Regions from separate parts of the Homo sapiens genome. Here all the other regions are linked to region 3. Evidence: chromatin loops called from intact Hi-C (ENCODE). Cell type or tissue: endothelial cell of umbilical vein. All regions are shown on one strand. Each heading gives the region's core, and the rest is flanking DNA. Links, peaks and the distances in the headings are about the cores only.

Evidence for each region. Peaks named below come from ENCODE experiments on the same cell type or tissue, not always from the same donor. Only the 100,000 strongest peaks of a DNase experiment are listed, where the experiment ranks them.
Region 1: it touches region 3 in a loop (4-fold over the local background); 2 of 110 quality-filtered maps call a loop at or near these places.
Region 2: a loop joins it to region 3, with 2.7 times the contacts of the local background. A loop is called at or near these places in 3 of 110 quality-filtered maps.

Annotation. Positions count from the first base shown.
Region 1 is chr2:234,688,425-234,693,381 of GRCh38, forward strand. The region is part of intron 1 of LINC01173 (long intergenic non-protein coding RNA 1173); the gene reads left to right. Among named protein-coding and RNA genes, the nearest start is that of LINC01173, 8.2 kb to the left of the region's middle. RefSeq lists an enhancer at 1-57 and a silencer at 3,801-4,095. In endothelial cell of umbilical vein, for the core only: no CTCF peak of the experiment used is centred there; a DNase peak (open chromatin) is centred at 2,697; H3K27ac peaks cover 1,276 bases.
Region 2 is chr2:235,104,720-235,109,676 of GRCh38, forward strand. No RefSeq gene overlaps it. Among named protein-coding and RNA genes, the nearest start is that of SH3BP4, 160 kb to the left of the region's middle. In endothelial cell of umbilical vein, for the core only: a CTCF peak has its summit at 2,600 (motif pointing left); a DNase peak (open chromatin) is centred at 2,582.
Region 3 is chr2:234,617,512-234,622,903 of GRCh38, forward strand. The region is part of intron 2 of LOC105373936 (a long non-coding RNA gene); the gene reads right to left. Among named protein-coding and RNA genes, the nearest start is that of LINC01173, 62 kb to the right of the region's middle. RefSeq lists an enhancer at 5,278-5,392. In endothelial cell of umbilical vein, for the core only: no CTCF peak of the experiment used is centred there; a DNase peak (open chromatin) is centred at 2,700; H3K27me3 peaks cover 222 bases.

The DNA.
Region 1 (4,957 bases), core at 310-4,309, 71 kb after region 3:
CTGTGTCATGATGCACCCTGTCATACTGAACTATGTTATCAAGTTACCACACCACCATCTCACCCTGTCACCATCCCACCATGCACCATGCCACTATGTTACCTGTCTCCTGGTAGGTGTTTGCCTGTTTATTTCCCTCTTGTCCCTTGGACTGTGGGCTTCACAAGGGCATGGACCTTTCTGGTTTTGTTCAAAATTTTGCTTACTAGCACAATGCCTTGGCACCTTGCAACCATTCAATAAATGTTTATTAACTAAAGGGGTGACTAAGTAAGGTGCTCTTTTTTTGGTAATTAATTCTTTATATTGATTGCTTTTATGTTGGCTAGAATATCTCTTAACTAATTATAAAAGAGAATGTGAATGGTCATTTTCTAATCCCCAATGTAACCAAGGATGACCCTGTGTTGTAAAAGTGTGGCTGGGTATGATAGTCTTTGTACCTAACTTTGACTCAATTTTTACCTCTTAGAAGTGTGTGAATTTGGGGACATCATCCCCTGGCTTTTGCAGAAATGTCTGATGTCAGATTAATTTTTGTTTGTTTTTAAATAATCTGCCCTCTTTTCTCTTTTGTCTAAATATATGTGAATTTTTATCTTTTTCCTTTAAAAAAATCCCATGTAGTGTGTTGGTCTTGCCTAGTATATGGTGAGTGTTCTTCCCCCTGTGGATTAAATGTTTGTTCTACCCAGAGAAGTTTTCATGAATTACAACCTCCCTTGAACTACCCTGTCCACGTGCAGGTGGCCAAGTGACCTTCCCCCACCCACCACCATGTCGAGAACTAGAGCTCAAAGATATAGAGGAGGAATAAAGGTAGATGAAAGTAGGAACACCGCTGATAGCTTCAGAGATAGTCCTTGTGCAGTGACCTTGTGCAGTGAGAGGGTGTCCGCTCTGTTTTCTGATTAATGTGGACTCAAACAAAGATCACCCAGGGGGTCAAAGTCTTTTCCTACCTTCTCTGGGACCTGCTATGCTGATCTCATGCAGCGGACTTGGGGGAATTCCCTGTGTTCCTCAATTAAACCCAAGCTCTGCTAAAATATACAAATAGTCATCCTAAACTCTAGGTCCAACATTGGCCTAGAAACTCTAGGTCCTAATTTTCCAAGCTGTTAGATGTTTTTATTTTCCGGATTTTTTTTTTTTTTTTTTTTTTGAGACGGAGTTTCACTCTTGTCGCCCAGGCTGGAGTGCAATGGCATGATTTCAGCTCCTGCTCACTACAGCCTCTGCCTCCTGTGTTCAAGCGATTCTCCTGCCTCAGCCTCCCAAGTATTACAGGTGGGATTACAGGTGGCCACCACCATCCCCAGCTAATTTTTGTATTTTTCGGAAGAGATGGGTTTCACCATATTGGCCAGGCTGGTCTCGAATTCCTGACCTCAGGTGATCCTCCCACCTCAGCCTCTTAAAGTGCTGGGAATACAGGCATGAGCCACCATGCCCGGCCTGTTTTTGGGATATTTTAATGGAAAGTGATGGAGTATGAATCCGGCCTGCTCAGGTAGCTCTAGGTCAGCCATGAAATCTACGTCCTGATAAGGAGCCTGGAGAGGCTTCCTCAAATCCCCAGGCCATGGCATTGCCAGCGCAACACTTGCATCTCCTGACTTAGCCCAGCACTGCCAAGCAGACCTCATGGGTGTCCTTCTGCCACCTTCGTGCTTCCTCCATCCTGGTCTCCCTGTCTGTTTACATCAGTGTTTCTCTTGGCCCAGGGCAGGGTCTCTTTATCTCACGGCCTCTGTGGTCCAGTTAGTTAGGAGAGAGTTTTGAGCAGGTGCAATTAGTGTGGAGTCTCTGGGGCCTGCACTCACACACGCGGGATCCTGACAAGCCCTGAGTCCTGGAACAGCCGCACCCTGCAGTAGCACCCACGGAGCAGCCTTTAGGCCCTGATGCTCCTTTCAAACAATCAGAAGCTTCTGTGGGCCAGAGCCGTCCATAGGGCCTTTGAGAGCCTGGGGAGGTAGAAGGGAGAGTGAGGCATCCATAGCAGTGTCTGCAGGGAAAGGGGGGTTTACCTGTCCCCTGGCACAGTTAGATGTGTAGCTCACGCTTTGACTATAGGATGCTCTTATGTGTCCACACTTCACAAAGCACAGGGCAGCTCTGTGTTGTTGCCCAGAAGAAAATGAACCCCCCCCCGCAACTTCCACTATATGAATTCTCTGCATCGCTGCCTCTAGGCAGCAGGACAGCCAGCAGTAAGCTGCAGACATCCCACCATGCTGCAGCTTGCTGTCTGCAGCAGGAAGCCCCACATACAGCCTGACAGTCAGGCCAAGCCATTTGGCCATTCACCAGTGCTGCAAGCTCAGGCAGGTTGCTTAACCTGTCTCAGTTCCTGCTTCTGAGAAGTAAAGCTAATGGGGTCTATGTCATGAGATTACTGGAAGATTAAGTAAAATAACAAGCATCAGGCAGCTGACACAGAAAGTGTGCCTGAGAGGTGGATGGATGGCTCCCTAGCCCCTCTCTTTGTCTTCTGGGCTGAGCCCCTCCCGATCCCCACAGGGCAAAGGCTGGCTGATTTTCAGTAGTTTAAGCTGGTGTGTAGCAGCTAAACTCCACATTTCTAGACCGTTTGAACAGGAAACCTGAGATGAGGGAGCGTTTGAATTGGCTCATGCAAAAAACAATATTTGCTGGAGGTTAGCTGCTGCATTATGAATTTTTAACCTCCCATAAATCAAACTGTAAAAATGGACAAAGGCTGAGTTTCCTGTGCCAGGACCAAAATAGACACCGCCTGCGTCTCTTAGACAATTCCGATTATGTTTCCACAACCAAATCATGCTGAGATGAATAGCTGGAATATTTATATTTAGGTCCTAACGTATAATGTAAAATAAATGAAAACAGTCTATCTTCTTGGCACTGAAATTGTGCCACCATATCCATTTACAAAGACGATAACTCAAAGACCAGGCTGTGCAAAGACCATCATGTGCCTGGGGCGGGATTTTGCTTCTCTGCTCCCATTGCTTTTCCCTACGACCGTCGTCACCAGATACCCAATACTAAATGATTAATAGAAAATCCCCAGCGGGATCAGTCCACAGCAAGGTTTAAAGTGAATCCTTTTGTGAATGCTTTATACTGACAAATACAAATGCTTTAAAAGATCCAGGAGATGGAACCTTGTAACTGCAGAGGATGGTATTTTAACTAAAGAAAGCTTTTATTAATTTGACAAACATATCTTTCCCTGGCAACTCCTATGAGCTACAAACTTAGACGAATATCATAACAACTAAGAGATTTTTATTCTTTCAATTTAGTGGTAAAGGGAGGTATTAAAGCACCTGATTTACTATGAGGCAGAAAGAAACATGAGCTCGAGTGTTACAAGCAAATGTTACAGACTTCTAGAAGGAAAGACCGCACCAAAAAAGTGAAGTTGGAGCTGAACTTTAAAGGATGATAAAGGTTTTAGTATGGAAAATAGAGCTCCAGAGGCCAAGAGAAATGTGGCTACACTGAGGTGAAACTGGCAATAGGGTGTGGAGTGAAAGTATACGATACAAAAAATAAACTGAAAGCAAGTATGGGCCAGGCACAGCGGCTCACGCCTGTAATCCCAGCATGTTGGGAGACCCACGTGGGAGGATCACTTGAGGCCAGAAGTTTGAGACCAGCCTGGCCCACATGGCAAAGCCCTGTCTCTACTAAAAACACAAAAATTAGCCAGGAATGGTGGCACACACCAGTAGTCCCAGGTACTTGGGAGGTTGAGGCAGGAGGTTCGCTTGAACCCAGGAGGCAGAGGTTGCAATCAGCCTAGATCATACCACTGCACTCCAGCCTGGGTGACAGAGCAAGACTCGGTCTCCAAAAAAAATAAAGCAAAGTATGAAGCAATTTGGAATAAGGAAGATAGAGCCTTATAGGAGACTGGAGGTTTTTAAAGGCTTCTAACAAAAGGGCTGATGTGATATCAGCAGTGTGAATGAATCGATTCATTCACTTAACAAATATTTACCTAGCTCCTCAGTGAGGGATGGAGTGGTAGGTAACAAAACCAATAGGCTCCTGCCCCCATGGACCCACAGTTTCATGGGGTGACAAGCATTAACAAATAAACCTGTAAGTAAATGTATTAGGTTGATGCAAAAGTAATTGTAGTTTCTCCATTACTTTTAATGCAATTACTTTTGTGTCAACCTAATATAATTACAGGCAGAAGAGAGAACTAGGTAAGAAGGGTGCTTAGGGTGATGTCCAAGGAAGCAGGGAGCCCTGACTAATACTGGGGGTTGGAGAGAGGAGAGAAGGCATTGCTGAGGACCTGGCATCCACACTGGGTCCTGGGGGGTCAATGGAGTTGGAAAGCAGGGCTATGCTGGGGCCAGGGCTGCAGCAGAGATTGGAAGCATTCCAAGTGCAGGACTAGGAACAAAGGCCTTTTGGCAAATGAAGAGGTAGGCATTTTCAAGAAAACAAAAGAGAAGAGAGTGGCATAAGATAACTCCAGGGGGATGGGACATCTGCAGGGCCTGGCAAGGCACATTCAGGATTTTATTTTTATTTATTTATTTATTTATTTATTTGAGACGGAGTCTCACTCTGTCACCCAGGGTGGAGTGCAGTGGTGAGATCTTGACTCACTGCAACCTCCACCTCCCAGGTTCAAGTGATTCTCCTGCCTCAGCCTCCCGAATAGCTGGGACTGCAGGCATGTGCCACCACACCCGGCTAATTTTTTGTATTTTTAGTACAGATGGGGTTTCACCGTGTTAACCAGGATGGTCTCGATCTCCTGAACTTGTGATCTGCCCACCTCGGCCTCCCAAAGTGCTAGGATTACAGACATAAGCCACCATGCCCGGCCCAATTTTTGTATTTTTAGTAGAGATGGGGTTTCACCATCTTGGCCAGGCTGGTCTTGAACTCCTGACCTTATGATCCACACACCTTGGCCTCATAAAAGCGCTGGGATTACAGG
Region 2 (4,957 bases), core at 310-4,309, 490 kb after region 3:
CAAGATGTTCTCACCCTCACCCTTATACCTAGGACCTGTGAATGGGTACCATTCTGTGGCAAAAGGGAATGTGCAAATGAGGTTAAGATTATGGATTTGTGGCCTGGCGCCAGTGGCTCCTGCTTGTAATCCCAACACTTTGGGAGGCCAAGGCGGGAGAGTCATTTGGGGTCAGGAGTTTGAGACCAGCCTGATCAACATGAAGAAACCCCGTCTCTATTAAAATACAAAAAAAATTAGCCAGGCACAGTGGCTGGCACCTGTAGTCCCAGCTACTCAGGAGGCTGAGGCAGGAGAATCGCTTGAACCTGGAAGGCAGAGGTTGCAGTGAACTGAGATTGCGGCACTACACTCCAGCCTGGGAGACAGAGCAAGACTCCGTCTCAAAAGAAAATATATGTGATTTTAAAATAGAGAGATCTTCCTGGCTTATACGGGTGAGCCCAATCTAATCACATGAGCCCTTGTAGGAGACAAAACATAATTTCTTTTCTATCCTTTCCCTTTTTCTGGGTTCTTAGTTGAGACACTCTCCTGAAAACAAAAGTCAAATTAACTAAAGAAAAACAAGCAGACGTTTATTAACACCTGCTGTACCCATCACATGAGAGAGGTCTCAGTTCAAAAGTATTTCTCTCTGAAGGCAGTGGCTTAGAGGCCTTGCGTAAACAGTATTCTAATGAAGAGCCATAAATTCTATACAGTGACAAGATGAAGGTGAGAGCAGCTCTCATCTTTTAAAAGGTGGGAAACTAGAGGAAGATGGTAAAATGCATTCCCAGACTCTTCTGGTGTCTGCTGCTGCCTTCTCTGGGTGGATGACAAGCACTGTCTCCAGGAAGGAGGGACTGAAGTCCTGCCATCAGGTAAGCGGAGGCCAAGGCAGTGTTTCCCTGCGTTTTCAGTGTCTTGAACTAACAGTTCTCAATATTTTGAGGAGAAATATTTTGATTTCCTTTACTCTGAAGAGCACAGAACTTTGTCCAGCTGCAGCCCAAAGCTGTTGCCACAGAGAGAGTTGTAGGATCTGGAGTGTGGGAGGGACGGAGTGGCTGTGGCTGGAGGAGAAGCCACGTGGAAAGTGGAAAGAATACAGGTCACCTCGAGGAGCAAAGACTGGCTCCCAGTGGAGGCCACAGGGAAATGAGACCTCCCTCCACAACTGCGGGGAACCAGACTTGCCCACCAATGAGTCATCCTCAGAGCTGCAGAAAGCAGTGCGGCCCAGCTGACGCCTTGCTTTCGGCCTTGTGACTCCACCCAGATGTCGTCGGACTTCTGACCTGTAGAACCATGAGCTAATAAACAGGTGTTGTGTTAAGCCCTTGACTTTGTGATGATTTGTTGAGCTTGCTGGACGTGCGCTGTGGGGATGCGTGGGTGCACGTCGTCATCCATGGAGGTGTGTGTCGGTGTTGACATCTGCATTGGGTACGCGGAAGAGGGTTCATTTGATTGTGAGTTGTCCCACGGTTAGCCTGTCACTCCAGGAGCGGCTGCAGCCCTGCCTCGCTGGACAGTGGGGATGACAGAGTTTCTGTGACGTTCCTGGGAAGGGGTGAGGACTGGAGGAGTGGGGATTGGTTGGAAGGGTTGGGAGGGTCACCTGCTTGAAGCTGGGTTTGTGGCAAGTGTTGTTTCCAGTGGTTGCTCTTCAGGCTGGAGCTGATTTGGGGAGGGGAAGCTGCGGGAGAGTGAGCGTGGCTCGCTCCCCAGCCAGCCTGGTACCCACGCAAACTGCCGTCCTGCCTGTCCCTGTGGGTTTGCTGCTGCTGTTGCTCTTGTTCTTTTCATGGTTGGCCCCACGTGTGTTCAGCCCTTAACCTGTTAAGGGGATGAGCTTTGGAACTGACACCCCTGGGCCATTTCTCCAAGTCTTTATGCCTTGCTGACCTCATGTGTATAATGGTGTGATAATAATAGGATGTCTTTTATAGGGCTCTGTAAGGACCCAAAAGGCACCTGTTTGTAAAGCACAGAATGTGGAGTGTGTGAGCCCATGCCCTATAAAACGCATTCTTGTCTTGCGCTTCTGTTGGCGGGTGGTCCTCACTGGACCCCCAGAAGCTTTCACATGGTGTGAGGGCCCCATTTGCCTGGCGCTTCCTTGGATCATATGCCCCAAAATAGACACACTTTTGGTCTTCCATGGAACCAAATCCAGCCCTCGCCCTAAAAGCAGCCCCGTCTTCCAATTAAAATGAAGAGTTTTTTTTAAAGTTCTGCCATCAGCATCTCTTCTGAGGAACTCCAGGAGATGGCCTGCACTGGGCCCTGGGATCACATTGCTCGTCTCCAGCCCGACCCCCATCTGTGGGGCTGCCTGAAAGTGGCGTGTCTCTCTTGCAAACTGCTGCTGGACATTTCACGGGGGTGGTGGGCAGCCTCTTAATGGCGAAATCCAGCAGGATTTAAACAAGTTAATGATTTGGATAGTGATCCTCTGCCTTGCCCCACCCTCCCCTGAGAATGCTGCATCTCCCTTTTTCATTTCCGGACTGGGATGGGAAAGTGACCCTGGACCCACGGCTGTCAGGAGCAAAGTCAGAGCCTTTGATTGGAGTCAGAGCCTTTGATTGGAAACCAGGCGCCACCTGCTGACTCCCAAAGCTCACTTCTTTGGTCAGTTTCTGTGCCTGGGACAAGGAGTCTAAGAGCTCCCATCCATCTAGTTCTCAGGCAAAGTTGCACATTGACTCTGCCTTTGACATTGGCAAGAGGAGCCCCTTCCTTTGGCCCCAAGCATTAGAGGGTCAAAATGACTTATTCAAACAGCATGGCCTGTCTACAGGACATTCAGGCATACACAATAGTGGCTAAATTCAGACATCTTTGATATTTTACCAACTTTCTGTCATTTAAAACAACAGCTTTACATATATTGCTCAGGGTCTGAAATTTGTCTCTGGCAAAAGTGACCCTAAACTCTAAATATCTGCTCTGGTCAATAATACTGTGTAGGCCCCAGGGAAATGCTTCTCTGTAGGTCTGTGTCTCGAGACCAAAGGTGACTTTATCCAAAAGCTGTGAGGTTTGTAGATTGCACAACTGCAGCTATCAGAGATGGTCACTGAACTGCGACCATTTTGAAAAAGAAGATACAAACTAATTGACTTGTCAAATTCTTCCTTGCAGAGAGCATGGATGCAACCGATTCTTGCATAACCAAATCCTTTCCCAGGAGTGCTGAAAATCCATTTTCTGTTAGTGATTTCAGAAATATTCATAGATAAATAGAGTACTCGAAGCCCTTGCACCTGGTGTCTCAGGAAGTTTTTTCTTTTTCTTTTTTCTTTTTTTTTTTTTTTGGAGACAAAATCTTGCTCCCTTGCTCAGGCTGGAGTGCAGTGGCATGATCTTGGTGCACTACAACCTCCACTTCCCCGGTTCAAGCGATTCTCCTGCCTGAGCCTCCCAAGTAGCTGAGATTACAGGCACCCACCACCACACCCAGCTAATTTTTGTATTTATAGAAGAAAAATTGCTACTAAATTTTGCCATGTTGGGTCTTGCCATGTTGACCAGGCTGGTCTTGAACTCCCGACCTCAGGTGATCCTCCCACCTCGGCCTCCCAAGGTGCTGGGATTACAGGTGTGAGCCACTGCGCCCAACCAACATTTTTCAATATTAAACAATTTGTGTCACTTATTACATTTTATATGTATAGATCTAGATACAACATATGTGATGCTAAAGCTGATTCTTTTTATTTATCTATGAATCTTGATATTGCTTTAAGGGATGGGAAAAATCATACGAGTGGTAATAATTTAAATGATAAAATTAAAACATTTTGTATTTTATGCCACAATGACAATCTCTTTTGTGCAGCCCTATTACAATGTTTGAATAAGTTATGTAAATTCCTGGTACGTTTCTGCATCACAGTACTTTCCTAAAACTTATCGACAATTCCAATAGCTATAGCTTTAGCGGGTCAAAGTTTCCTCAAAATAAAACTAATAAAAAATGATCTGAGAACCTTAATGATTTCAGAAAGTTTGCTTAATTTGTCATTACTATCAATGGAATGCAAATTATATGAAAATATTGATTCTAACAACGTAATTAGTGTTCTTTGCTAAAATTAAGAAAAGACAAAAATTTATGGATAATATATAACTTATCAATTATGTATGTTGTTACTTACTTATTCAAACAGTGTAGCCTATCCACGGGATATTTAGGCATACACAATGATTATTAAATTCAGATGTCTTGGATTTTTACCAACTTTCTGTCATTTAAAACAACAGCTTTACATATATCGCTCCATTTTTGTTCTTATGAAGGTATGCTTTTCAAGATAGAATGATGAAACATACTTATTCATTCGTTTTATTTGTACCTTTTAAATATCTCTCTACTATATCTGTATCCTATACCTCCCGATACACACACGCGTGCACACACATGCGTGCACACACACATGCACACACACACGTGCACACACATGCACACTACCTGGGTCTCCTTTTGTACCCTTGCCCTAGACACCACAGATGCTAGGAGAAACCTGCTGTTATTGATTTCTTCCAAAGTAAAACTTGCTCAGGTTGGTTCTAACATATGACATTCTGGTTTATAAAAAGTATTGGGGTAAGCATTTAGGCTTATTAAAATGTTACGTTAGGGGCACTGTCTCTAAAAGGGATTGCCTGACTTGGGGACAAGGAGGTTAAAGAAGGCCAGCAAGACACTTTAAAGCTACCAATGTCAAAATAAAGGGGGTTCTGGCCAGGCGCGGTGGCTCACACCTGTAATCCCAGCACTTTGGGAGGCTGAGGCAGGTGAATCACCGGAGGTTAGGAGTTCAAGACCAGCCTGGCCAACATGGTGAAACCCCATCTCTACTGAAAACACAAAAATTAGCCGGGCGTGGTGGCACATGCCTGTAATCCCAGTTACTCGGGAGGCTGAGGCAGAAGAATCACTTGAACCCGAGAGGCAGAGGTT
Region 3 (5,392 bases), core at 678-4,677:
ACCAGGAGGCTGAGATAATTGATCTTTGTAAAGTAATATCCTTTACCTGGTACCCAGTTTTAGGATTAATGGGAAGGTCGGCCCCTGGAGAAAGGACCCTGCAACATCATAGCAAATGTTCATGAAAAGGAGTCCTCAGTCTTTCCCTGCAAGGACCTGTGGCTGTTTACCTTGGTCACTGCACAGTGTGGAAAGGGGAATACAAAACATTAGGTACTGTTAGAGACAGGGTCCTGGTTGACAATGATAGCAGCGTCATGGTACCCTCTCAGGGGGCCACGTATTAAGTGGAGTCCTGGCCCTGGTTTAGCTCATGTTACAACCACTGAACTACAAATACCTGCAGTGGTCATTAGCACAATTCCTACACTGGTTTCTTGGCCTAGGGATAAGAGCTATTATAGTGGGAAAAAGCAAATAGAAACCCCTGAAACTGGCCTCCTTTCCCCCACCCACTCACCAGCCAATATAATTAATCAAAACCAATATCACATCCTCAAGAGAATGGTAGAAATTAGTGCCATTCTTAAAGAAAAAGTACAAGGGGGTGCTTCATTATGCCTCCTTACAATTCACTAGTCTGGCTCCTAATCCTAGAGGTCAACAGTGAATGACAAGAAACTCAACCGCATAGTAGCCCAGTGGCAGTTGCTGTGCCTGGTGTAGTATCTTTACTAGAGCAGACTGACATAGCCTTGGGCACATGGTGTGTGGCTATTGATCTACCAAATACATTATTTTATCCTTATCAGAAAATCAGATCAGAAATATTTTGCAGTCACTTGGAATGAACAAGAATGTACATTTCCATGCTTGAATAAGGGCTGTGTCAACTATTCTACTCTCTCCTTAATGTAATCTAAGAGACACAGGCCTACTAGTCACCTTTCAGAACATTCTGTTGGGCTACATTATGAATAAAGTCATGGTAATTTGACTGGATAAAAAAGAAGTGGGCCAGGTGCGGTGATGGCTCACCCCTGTAACCCCAATACTTTGGGAGGCCAAGGCAGGTGGATTACCTGAGGTCAGGAGTTCAACACCAACCTGCCCAACATGGCAAAACCCCATCTCCACTAAAACTACAAAAAATGAGCCAAGCATGGTGGCAGGCACCTGTAATCCCAGCTACTAGGAGGCTGAGGCAGGAGAATTGCTTGAACCCAGGAGGTGGAAGTTGCAGTGAGCCGAGATGGCACCATTGCACTCCAGCCTGGGCAACAAGAGTGACTCTCCATCTCCAAAAAAAAAAAAAAAAAAAAAAAAGTGGCTAGGATATTGGAGACTTTGGCAAGACATGCATTCCAGAGGGTGGGAAAGTAACCCTATAAAGATTCAGGGACTTGTTATATGGGTTACCTTTTTAGGTGACCAATGGTATGGGGTATTCTAGAACTTTCACTCCAGGTTAATGTACAGATTAACATACATTATCCTCCCAAATACAAAGAAACATAACACCTGGAATTTGGGCACTATTGACATAATATTTCTCAGCACATATACCTACATACCGGCCAACATGAAAACCTCCCATCTTCCTCTAGACCAAAAAAAAGGAATGATATAATTTATTAAAAAGACACCAAAAATTCCACTAAAGGAACATCAAAAGATAGATACATTTGATTACATTTAAATGAAAACTTCTGCACAAAGCAAATAAAGTGAAAAGATAAGCCAGGCTCAGAAAAGATATTTGCAAAAAATAAAATCAAGTAAAAAGTTTCAATAAATCAACAAGAAGAGAAAAACAACATAATAGAAAAAGTGCAGGCTGGGCACAGTGGCTCACGCCTGTAATCCCAGCACTTTGGGAGGCTGAGGCGGGTGGATCACCTGAGGTCAGGAGTTCGAGACCAGCCTAGGCAACATGGTGAAACCCTAGCTCTACCAAAAATACAAAAATTAGCTGGGTGCGGTGACGAGTGCCTGTAATCCCAGCTACTCAGGGGGCTGAGGTAGGAGAGTTGCTTGAATGTGGGATGCGGAGGTTGCAGTGAGCCAAGATTGCATCACTGCACTCCAGACTGGGCGACAGAGCGAGACTCCGTCTCAAAAAAAAAAAAAAAAAAAAAAAAAAAAAATAGCAAAGAACATGAATAGGCAGTTCCCAGAAGAAAAAACTTAAATGAAAAAAACTTGTATTGGCAAAAATTAACTAGATTGATATGATAATGCATGTGTGCAAATCTAGAGCAACACAAACCACAAACTATACTTTAAAAGATGAGATAGCACTATCAAGGAAAATGAACAATACTCACTCACCGGGCCCTAAAATTCAATTTCTGGAACTGCAGCCTAGAGGACTTTTCACATGTGTGGATGGATAAGGACAAGAAGATCACCAAAGCCATGCTTGTGATGGCAAATAAGACCTACCTCCATCAATCAGAAAACGTATATGTAGTTGTCATATAGTCATATAATGTACTTACTATACAGTAGCAAAATCAAAATGAATGAGACTGAGCTACACCTATCATCATGAAGAAATATAATTTGATCAGAAAAAGCAAATTGCAGAAGGATATGCAATATCCAGTAGAGATGAAGACGACGATAGTGGCAGTAGGGCATTGGTTATATCTCTGTTCGCTCATGAATTTTTTGCAACAATCCTGTGAGATAAGCACTTTAATTATTTCCGTTTTAGAGATGAGGAAATTGAAGCATGTTGAGGTTAGATAATGGGTCGGAGAGTTACGGAGCTAGGAAATGACATAGCCAACACATCCTGTGAGTGTGAGTTTATGATACTCACACAAAAGTGTAGAATTAGTGAGTCAAGGGGTATACATAGTTTACATTTTAAACGATGTTTCTAGATTACATCTTTAAGAGGTTGCAGTATTTCACACTCATACTAGCAAGAAGGAAAGAGTATCTTTCCCTTCACTCTGCATAATACTGGCTTTTATCATCAATAGGTAAAAAATAGACTTCTGGGTTTAATTTGAAAATTTCAGACGATAAGGAAGCTGTTTACAGAGGGTTTGGATTTCTTCTGTATATCACCTGCTCATATTCATTGAGCATTTTTATATTGGATTGTATTTGTTTTGTTCCTCAAGTTATAGCAGACTTCTTTATATTAGTAAGATGAATCCTGTGTCTATCATATCTTGCAAATTGTTCTCTTAGTCTATAGTCTGATTGTTTAATTCCTTAATGGTTATTCTTGCCATATTTACATTTTTCTTTTCTTTTTTTTTTTTTTTTTGAGATGGAGTCTAGCTCTGCTGCCCAGGCTGGTGTGTAGTGGCGTGATCTCAGCTCACTGCAACTTCTGCCTCCCAGAATCAAGTGATTCTCTTGCCTCAGCCTCCTGGGTAGCTGGGACTACAGGCACACACCACCATGCCTGGCTAATTTTTGTATTTTTAGTAGAGCTGGGGTTTCACCATGTTGGCCAGTCTGGTCTCAAACTCCTGACCTCAGGTGATCCACCCGCCTTGGCCTCCCAAAATGCTGGGATTACAGGCGTGAGCCACCACGTCCAGCCCATGTATACATTTTTCACTTCCTATGCAGACCATTTGAATCTGGCTTCCACCTTAATTATTTCACGCAAATTGCTGCATTCAAGGTTCCCAACAACCTCCATATTACCGAATTTAGTGTCCTCATCTTGCTCAACCCAGTTATAAATCCTCTATTTAGCCTCTCCAAATCTTAGATTTTTCATTTGTAAATAAGAGACAACACCACCAGCTTTGCAAGCTCGTTGTTAGGAAATGCTTATGCATAGCTTGTAGCACAGTGCCCACTGTTATTACTGGCCGAAAGCCTGACCTCCCACTTTCTGCCTCAGCACCTTGGAAAATTGCTGCTAATCACAGGAAAAAGCAAGACGCAGGAGTGAGCAATAATGCAAGCCTGGTGTGCCCTGGGGACTGTGCTATTCACACCTCGTAGACTTCCAGATGTAAAGAGCAATCTTAACAATCATGAACATCATGAGATTTATTGAGAGTTTACTATGTCCCAAACACCTTGCTGGGTGCCTTCTAATAAAGGATGCAATACACACAGAGCACTTAGCCTGTCTGGCCCGTAGGAAGTGCACTATGTCATCTCACTCTCATCTTCACTGCTGCCGTCATTTTAGAGGCTGCATCTTATTAGGCAAGGCCAGCAGAGTTCTCCTCCACCTCCAGGCAAATGAGTGGACCACATGTGCATCCTGTCTTCCATCAAGGGGCTTGGAAAAGCCTTCTTCACTCCAGGAAGAGTCAGCAGGGACCATATGGAACCTCACAGAAAGTTCTCCCCATAGGAGAAGGCTTTTCTGCTAAGCCTTAGCTAAAGACTAGAGGCCAATGGGCAGAACACTGGCCAGGAAACCTTTTGCATTTGCCCTCCCCACCCCTGGATTGGCCTAACATTGAAAAGTCACAGCATTTCACCTGGAAACTGGAATTTTCCACTTCTGTGGACAAGTCAGACAAGGAGCTCTGACCGTCCTTCCAGCCAGCCAGTGGTTCCACTCATTGCAGATGCCTGCCTGGCCCTAAAGGCATTTGGGTTCCGACCTCTGACCCTGAGGCAGGAGAACAGGGCCTGGAAGCAGGGAACATAAGGCTAACCCACGCTGACTTCCTAGGCCGGGTATGGTGGCTCATGCCTGTAATCCCAGCATTTTGGGAGGCCAAGGTGGGTGGATCACCTGAGGTCAGAAGTTCGAAACCAGCCTGGCCAACATGGTGAAACATCATCTCAACAAAAATACAAAAATTAGCCAGGCATGATGGCAGGTGCCTGTAATCCCAGGCAGGAGAATCACTTGAACCCAGGAGGCAGAGGTTGCAGTGAGCTGAGACTGCGCCATTGTACTCCAGCCTGGGAGACAGAGTGAGACTCCATCTCAAAATAAAATAAAGTAAATAAATAAATAAATGAAAGCACTTCAGCAATGACAGGAATGTGAATTGCTTTGAAACTTCACTTCATCCTCCATTTACATAGACCACACATACAAAGTAACATCTTCTCCATTTATAACAGGGCGCATTCTGAGTAAATGACTCTGTAACTTCACTTCATTCTCTTCATTTACATAGAACATACACCGAGTAACCAATGGGAAACCTCTAGAGTATTGAAACCGCAGAAAATTATGTAACCAGAGCTCTTGACCCCCTCTTCTCAGGCCCACTCCCACACTGTGGAGTGTACTTTCGTTCTCAGTAAATCCCTACTTTTGCTTTCCTTGCTTTGTTTATGCATTTTGTCCATTTCTTTGTTTGAGACGCCAAGAACCTGGACACCTTCTACCGGTAACAACCCCAGCTCCCTGCCCTCAAAGAAGAGGTCTCGATATAACAGACATACTCCACGAAACAGAGGGATTGTTTTCAGAAAACCCCCACTCAGTATTCTCTGTGTG